Regions from separate parts of the Homo sapiens genome. Here region 1 is linked to region 2. A link is a contact called in ENCODE Hi-C data. All regions are on one chromosome and are shown on one strand. The core of a region is the stretch at or near the end of the contact, and the rest is flanking DNA. Distances in the headings are between cores, read along the strand shown. Region 1 overlaps AGBL3 (AGBL carboxypeptidase 3). Region 2 has its middle 14 kb from the start of LINC-PINT.

The links. Hi-C counts contacts between places; a loop is a spot of excess contacts on that map. Pooled maps may share reads with other maps.
Region 1: a loop to region 2 is called in a pooled map, with 9 times the contacts of the local background. The contact joins two enhancer-like sites. A Hi-C loop is called at or near these places in 2 of 37 single-sample maps with no recorded cell type and 2 of 50 pooled maps.

The regions. Positions count from the first base shown.
Region 1 is chr7:134,994,688-134,998,799 of GRCh38, forward strand. All of the region lies in intron 4 of AGBL3 (AGBL carboxypeptidase 3), which reads left to right. Among named protein-coding and RNA genes, the nearest start is that of AGBL3, 10 kb to the left of the region's middle. RefSeq lists enhancers at 854-973, 1,354-1,433, 1,634-1,703. Within about 2 kb of position 1,469, at least 3 of the 41 ENCODE cell types and tissues checked have a DNase peak (open chromatin) inside an H3K27ac peak, as active enhancers do.
Region 2 is chr7:131,122,064-131,126,313 of GRCh38, forward strand. It overlaps a transcript of MKLN1 not described here. Among named protein-coding and RNA genes, the nearest start is that of LINC-PINT, 14 kb to the left of the region's middle. RefSeq lists an enhancer at 2,114-2,273 and a silencer at 2,414-2,493. Within about 2 kb of position 2,073, at least 3 of the 41 ENCODE cell types and tissues checked have a DNase peak (open chromatin) inside an H3K27ac peak, as active enhancers do.

The DNA of each region.
Region 1 (4,112 bases), core at 219-2,718, 3.9 Mb after region 2:
TATATCATCTGGCATATAGATAGATAGACATGGGGAGAAAGGACGGGTGGAGAGAGAGAAAGAACACTGATTTTTGTTCATAGAGGACAAAGGTAATTTTTCTCAAGAATTCCAAAGTTATAGGGTTAAAAATATATTAAAGAATTCATGCTTAATAGTACTAAACAGAATCACTTCCTTACACATCTCTTCAAAGCTGGGTATATATTTATCTTCTGTAGTATAGGACATCTCTCTCTCTTTTTCTCCTTTCAGTCCTTCTACCATCATCCCCACCTCTCCTCTGCTACCACCCCCTCCAACCTCATTTTTCCTACAGCACCAGGTCAGGAAATAAAAAAGTCCAACAGAGAAAACACTGCCATGCTACTGAATTTAAACCTTCCCCCAAGCCTTTCTTTTTGTACTTTGGTTCTGTTTCCTAGCCTCCTCATGACATATCTGTGACAGAGGGAATGGATAAGGAGCAATAAAGGAAAATCCCTACTGCTCCTACTGTGACTTCTGCCTAATTTCTCTCCAGTAACAGTGACGAGAGAATGAGAGCAGAAGAGACCCAAAAGGAAGAGGAAAGCAAGACCCCGTCGGGCCACTGCTTCTCAGTGTCACTTCCAGCCGCATGTGCTCATTCCACTCAACTTGGTTCCACCTCACCTAACTAGAAAACCCTTCTGTCACATCTTTGCCACACCTTTCTCTTCCTTAAATTTCCTAGCCCTCACTTTCAGCCGTCATTTTGCCCTCAGTCACAGGAGTCACCATCAGCAGCTCAGAGTGGGGAGAGTTTCTATTTTCCTTGGTTGCTTGGTAATCCCCCACTGTTACTGCTGAGGTTCTTTCAGATGTGGGCAGCTGTGTTTCTGGCCTCTTCTATTGAAATTCTAAATATAGTTTCTAACCAAAATATTGTTGTAAGAGTGGCTAGAGTTTGTGGTGCCTCCTTTCAGATATCTTACATAATGAATAGACTTTGGGCCCTGTGAATCCAGCCTCCACCCTGGTGAAGGTGCAACCTCTCTCAGCATACGTTTCCCAAGATCCCCAGAGTCATGATGTCACACAGCTACTGGTCACACTATCTGTGCAAGGTATAGTCATGCTGGATAAAAGCTTTATTTTGGGCTATGCCACTGTTCTTTTATTTTCAGTCTGTGCCCCTGAAATTTTTGCAAGCTCTGCTGGTCCTCAAGCCAACTGGAACACCCAATACAATACATCCTTGTGTAGGAAGAATCAAAATCTTCTCCCACATGTGTCCTTGATGGCTTTTTCCACCTTTGCTTGCTAGCATTTCAGAAAGTTTACTTCCCACAGTCTTACGTATTGCTCTAGACCTTGCTTTTGTCACTTGACTATTGCAAAGATTTTACAAATTTGGATATTTGAAAGGACTTATAAGACTTCACAGAGCATTCTTCTGTGTGGCTTTTATTCAAAGGCACAGGATACGGTGCAGCAAGAGAAAGATACTGTGGCAAGCATTGGGGCCCAGGTGCAAGCTTTCCAGGGGCCTTATTCACACACATAGACTGCCTGTCTTCAGACTGAAACACCAAGATCTATGTGATGCATCTTAGCTTCAGAAAACCTCAAGGCAAAAGTTCCCATCTGGGTTTTTAGACCCCTGTAGTCATGACATCAAGCCAGGCTGTCTTCCTGATTCTGCCAAATGAAAACCATCAGTAAACAAACTGGCCATGCGGGGGACATGAAACTCTCAGGGGGAGTTTCAGACAGTAAACAGCACATCATTAATCTTACTGTTCTTATCTTGGCCAAGAGTCAAAGCTGGACAGCCAGAATTCCCCAGAGGTAAAAATAGAGCTTTTCCAGTCCAGCTATAAATTAACTCTGTCTTACACAGTCATCTATCTTGAAAGACTTTCCATATCAGTTTATATATATTAGTCTCCTTTTTTATAAACTGGTACATCAGATTTCATTAAATGGATGAATCAGAATTTCTTTAACTGGTACCTTATTAATGAATTTAAGGGGTTTCCAGTCATTGGCTCTGACAAACAGAACTGCATAAATATCCTTTTATGTGTGGCCTAATGCATATATACGTACATATTTTGGGGGTACATTCCCATAATTTCTGGTATAAGGATACTGTCAAATTTTCCTCCAAAAAGAGTTGCATCAATTTATTGTCATAAAAGCAAATAGTTTATGAGTGTGGTCAGGGGTCCTCAAGACAACTCATATTCAATAATTTGCTACAAAGACTTGCAGAATTCAGAGAAGCCATTATACTCATGGTTATGGTTTATTATGTCCCTGAAAGGACACAGATTAAAATCAGCAAAGGTAAATGGCGTATAGCAGTGGTCCCCAAACTTTTCGGCACCAGGGACCAGTTTCGGGGAAGATAATTTTTCTGTAGATGTTGGGGGATGGTTTTGGGATGAAACTGTTCCACCTCAGAGCATCAGGCATTAGTTAGATTCTCATGAGGAGCACACACAACCTAGATCCCTTGCATGCACAGTTCACAATAGGGCTTGTGCTCTTATGAGAATCTAATGTTGCTGCTGATCTGACAGGAGACAAAGCTCAGGTGGTAATGGTCGTTCGCCCACTGCTCACCTGCTGCTGTGTGGCCTGGTTCCTCACAGGCCATAGACCAGTACTGGTCCATGGCCTCAGGGTTGGGGACACTTGCTATGCGGCAGGGTCCAGATGAGACCTAGCACAAGCTTCCAGTTGTTCTCTCCCTGTGGAGTCTTAGAAACAGCACTTAATTCTCCCAGCCATAATGTGAGATAATATGAAGTGCTGCAAATCAGGGAAGCTCATCTAGCTTTGATGTCACTGGTTTCTATTGCAGGTTGGTTATATTTACATTCAGTGCCCACATGGCTGACCTTAGTTACTTAGTCTCTGGCCTTTCCAGGGGTCAAAATTGATACTGTGTGTCCAAGGCCTCTACCACCACCACCACCACAATAAATCAATTGTTAGCATAAACTACTATCTGACATAGCCCAAGGTCCCAGGTAGACAAAGATACTCTTAATGAGGCAAGGTATTCCAAGGCATCAGAGGCTATCTCCCAAGAGTTTAGCAAGGTCCAAACCTTTACAATGTGCAAGGTTTGGACAACCAAGGCCTGCTGAGTTAATCATTTACACACAGGCTACCCACTGTCCCTTGGCCTAGGCTCTCTTTAACAAAGAGCCTAGTTTGTAACTAGTATAATTATCTCCTATTTTAATATTCTGCTATTTATACATTTTAACAAACTTGTACATAAATATTCAGCATAGAAATTAACTCATAATTAAGTAGATCCAGTTCTTACTCAGCCCATTTTTCATTGATATTACATACCAAGGAGGCCGTGATTCAATTTTCCAATACATTTGATCATCATCATATGACTGACTTACCTAAGGGAGAGGAATCATACCAGCAATACCAATGTTATACTGTATCTGCAGTATTGTAGTAGATGTAACCTGAAAAATAAGAATCAAAAGATAATGGCTCATTACCTCTGTCATTAACAATTAATTGGTCCAGTTCATCATTATATCTTATGACCAGAATGTCTCCCAGAGCAATGCCACTCAAGTTTGCAGGCTTCCATTCAACCTTTTCAGCTTCTAAGAGTAAGGCTAGTCTTAGAAAACTGACTTTACCTTTTTGGGCATCTAGGATAATTAAGCTAAGAGACTACAGTCTCTTGCTCTGAGCCTCTCTCAAAACACCAGTGTAATACTAGATTTTCCTCATTACCTATTTCATTTATTTATTCCTGTGCCTTGGCTATTTCTCCTATTTTTCACTTGTCATAATTTTTTACCCAAACGTTTTCACCTTTGGAAGAGTTGTTAGGCTTAGCCACTGTCCTGGTCTAGATTGCCAGCAGTAATACCAGTCTAGCTCGTGCTTCCTTTCAGCTCATTCCCTTTTATTTAGAGTAAGGATATATAGGTACAGAACTAGTGGGCTATCTTGACCACCAGGAAATACAGCTGCATTCACTATCAATCTGAATTTTGCCAGGTGGGGTGAAGACACAGTCCACCCCGTTAGGCCCATAGCAATTCCGACATAAAGGTTGAAAGGTAAGTTTCTTGCTTAAGAATGATTCCTGTTTCTAG
Region 2 (4,250 bases), core at 823-3,322:
TAAGCGTTAAGCTCCTTGAGAGTTAGTATTATTTTATTATTTATTTTTGTTTCCCTGGGGCTTGCCCTGTGACCCACACATAATAAATGATCAGTAAACTTTTGTTAGATTGAAGAAAGAGAGAAAGATGCATGGCAAGAAAGGCAGACATGCAGAAAGACAGTAGAATTTATGCTTGGGTCTCAAAAAATAAATAAGTAAAACAGATTCCCTTGAAGTTGACTGCAAACCCAGCTTGATCTTAGGAAATGTAAGGAGGTTCTTTCTGCTCCCTGTGTTTTACTCTTGAGCTAACACATTGATGGGGCTCCCACAGAACCATATTGTTGCCATGTAAGTACCTTCAGAAAACATTTTGAGAAGTGATATTCACCTGTGTCTGGTCAATCTGAGTCATTTTTATCTTTATTTAGGTCCTAGGTGATGACGAAAAGGGCAATTTGCTTTTCCTCGTCTATGACTCCACCACATCACCCTGAATGAGTTGATGGAAACGGGGGCATCCATTTCTGTGCCACTACAGTTCTGTAATACACTGTAATCACTCATAACGCTGCCCAGCCCCAGTTTCCCATGAGAGAGAAAGGTGACTACTGGCAGGAAGAGACGTCTAACCTCTTAGAGAAACCACCAGCTTCTTAGTCTGTTATTGTTTCTGCATTAAAGTGTTGCTGCGGGCCGGGTGCGGTGGCTCATGCCTGTAATCCCAGTACTTTGAGAGGCCGAGGCGGGCGGATCACGAGGTCGGGAGATGGAGACCATCCTGGCTAACACGGTGAAACCCCATCTCTACTAAAAATACAAAAAAAATTAGCCGGGTGTGGTGGCCCGCGCCTGTAGTCCCAGCTACTCGGGAGGCTGAGGCAGGAGAACGGCGTGAACCCGGGAGGCGGAGCTTGCAGTGAGCCGAGATAGCGCCACTGCAGTCCGGCCTGGGCGAAACAGCGAGACTCCGTCTCAAAAAAAAAAAAAAAAAAAAAAAAAAAGTGTTGCTGCTATCAGGGCCGCTGTACAGAATATCAAAGAAGGACATGTTTGACTCTGTTCTAAGAACGTGGAGCTCTTCTACATAATAAAAGAGAGTGTCCTTGAACTGGAAATTTTAGGAAATACAGTAATAGATGTAGTTGAAACAATATTTAAAATGTTATGCCATCCTGTATCATTTAGTTATACCAAAGATCAGCAAACTTTTTCCATTTCTATAAAGGGCCAGAAAGGAAATAATCTAGGCCTTCCTGGCCCTACAGTCTGTCTCAGCTACTCAATTCTGCCATTGTAGTGCAAAGCAGCCACAGACAAAATTTAAATGAATGAACCTGGCCATATTCCAATAAAATGAATTTGAATTTCAAATAATTTTTATGTGTCATAAAATATCATTCTTCTTTTCACATTTTCCAATCATTTAAAAATGTGATGGCCTGGGAAATAGCAAGACCTTGTCTCTACAAAGTACAAATAAAAATAGCTGGGTGTGGTGGCCTGTGACGAGGCAGGTGGATCACAAGGTCAGAAGTTCAAGACCAACCTGGCCAACATGGTGAAACCCTGTCTCTAGTAAAAATACAAAAATTAGCCAGGCATGGTGGCAGGCACCTGTAATCCCAGCTACTTGGGAGGCTGAGGCAGGAGAATTGCTTGAACCCAGAAGGCAGAGGTTGCAGTGAGCCGAGATTGTGCCACTGCACTCCAGCCTGGGCAACAGAGCAAGACTCTGTCTCAAAAAAAAAAAAAAATCTACTTCTTACATAGTACAGTACTGGGTATTATGGAGTTGAAGATAAAAGGATAGATAATTCATAAGTAGGTAGGTAGGTAGACTGACAGACAAAAGATCTAGTGACTGATAAGTTCTGTGAGAATTGTTCAGGTGTATCACAGTATCAATGTATAAATGCAGTCTTTTAAAGCAACAATAGGCAGTCAGACAAAACTAAGTTTAAATCTGAGCTCTTTTGCATCCCAGCTGCATGACCTTGGGGTGATTACATACACCATATAAGCTTCAGTTTCCTCTTTTTGAAATGAGGATAATAACACCTACCTCTCAAGGAGGTTGTGAGAATTAAATAAGATCATGTATGTAAATCAGCAGGTGTAGTACCTGGGAAATGGTAGACAATGAGTAAATGGTAGCTGTTGTTGTAGTATTACAGCAATATGAAGGTAGGTAACTTATTCAAAAGAAGCACACAACCAAAGGCAAAGCAGAGTAAGCTTGTAAGTCAAGAGGTCACAGACACATATAGAAACCCGCAAACCTGGGGGCTGAACACCTGGCCGAGAACATTTGGCTGAAAATAAAAGCAGAAGTGACATTGTCACAGGAGCATACAATAAGGCACCTGGCCAGTTGTCTTGCTTTTGTCTTCTCTAGCAACCAGCTGCTGGGTTGTCTAAGGAGCCCTACTTATGGGTCCAACCCCCAGCCTCCCCAGTACTTAAACGCTGGCTCAGACTGGAGAAAGTCACCATTAGTATCGGCCCCACCATTGTGCTTCCTTTCAGTTAGGTCAGCCATGGGGCCTCAGACATCTGTAGCTCCCTCCTATTGTGCCTCCCCACCCCTCTGCCCAATATGGGTTTCCACCTTGCCCTCAACACCTCAGTCTCTGGTCCTCCTGCCTTGTATCCCAGTCTCCCTTTGGATGTGGGTCCCTTGTCTTGAACCCCAGCCTACTTTACCATGATCCTGATGTCTTCTTTAGCTTAGTTCTGACCAGTCATCTTTGCAGAGGGCTGTATTCTGCTGCCTACACCCCTGCTGTGCTCTCCTCAAACCATGGGACATATGCGCCTTCCCCTTTATAGATAACCCATTGCTAGGGTAAGGCTAAACTGCCTGGTATTAACAGCTTCCTGAACTTTATGTGATTAAGAGACACAAGGTTTTGCAGAGGCCAGCTGCCCAGATCCAAGCTGGTTTCTGTATTCATAGCCCGTGCTCTAGGGAGCATCCCCCAACCCTGGTCTTGGCTCATACCCTCTCTCCACTGGCTGTATGCAGTCAACTACTCCTAGCATGCCTTGTGATCCTGTTATGGCAACATCAGTAATGCTTTCCCAATACAAATGACAAAATTATTGGCACAGGGACACGATATAGGGGTAATGGAGAACTTCAGCTTATCTGATATCTACTGACAGTCTCATTCTGCTGAAAAGTGATCGTCAAATAAAGTTGGCATGACTTAAATTTAAACTAATTGCTTACTGAAGAAGTACTATTCTGTGCTTAATTCTAACCAGCTAAGAAAAATATGTTGGCAAAGTAGAAGTGACAAACAACTTAAAATAAGTGACCAGGGCAGCTTTGAATTTGTAATAGCCAAAGAAGGCAATTCTGCACCTGCTAACCTGACATGAACGAGAGGAGCAAGTTAAGAGAAAATATGGACACAAGACTCCCTCTGGCCAGGAACTAGGAAATAAAGGGCAAGAGGAGTCATATGATTGGAAGTGTACATTTTTACAAAATCAGTGGTTTAAATGAAGAAAAGACGAGCATCCAAAAAAAGATCAGGCTAGGCACTGTGGCTCACACCTGTAATCCCAACACTTTGAGAAGCCCAGGCAGGAAGATTCCTTGAGGTCAGGAGTTCGAGACCAGCCTGGGCAACAAAGTGAGACTTCTGTCTCTGCAAAAAATTAAAAACAGCCTGGCACGGTGGCTCACGCCTGTAATCCCAGCCCTTTGGGAGGCTGAGGCAGGAGAATCACGAGGTCAGGAGATCGAGACCATCCTGGCTAACACAGTGAAACCCCGTCTCTGTTAAAAATACAAAAAAAATTAGCCGGGCGTGGTGGTGGCCACCTGTAGTCCCAGCTACTCGGGAGGCTGAGGCAGGAGAATGGCGTGAACCCAGGAGGCAGAGCTTGCAGTGAGCCGAGATCACGCCACTGCACTCCAGCCTGGGCGACAGAGCGAGACTCCGTCTCAAAAAAAAAAAAAGATAAATATAAATAAATAAATAAATAAATAAATTAATTAATTAATAAATAAAAATCCAGAAGAAAAAGATTAAAAAGATCAATCTGGTTGTTCTGGAAGTGTTCAATTAAGCTTGTACGTTTGAAGGACATGTACAAAAGGCAGGAGAAGGGGTATATAACGAGGCTTCCTTCAAAAAGGAGGGCTCAGATCCGTGAGACCCATGAGAATAATGCCAGAAGGGCTAATGACCAGAGACAGCTGAGGTCTGGGAAAAGTATTGAAGACAATGAATTATGAACTTTTATTTTTGCTT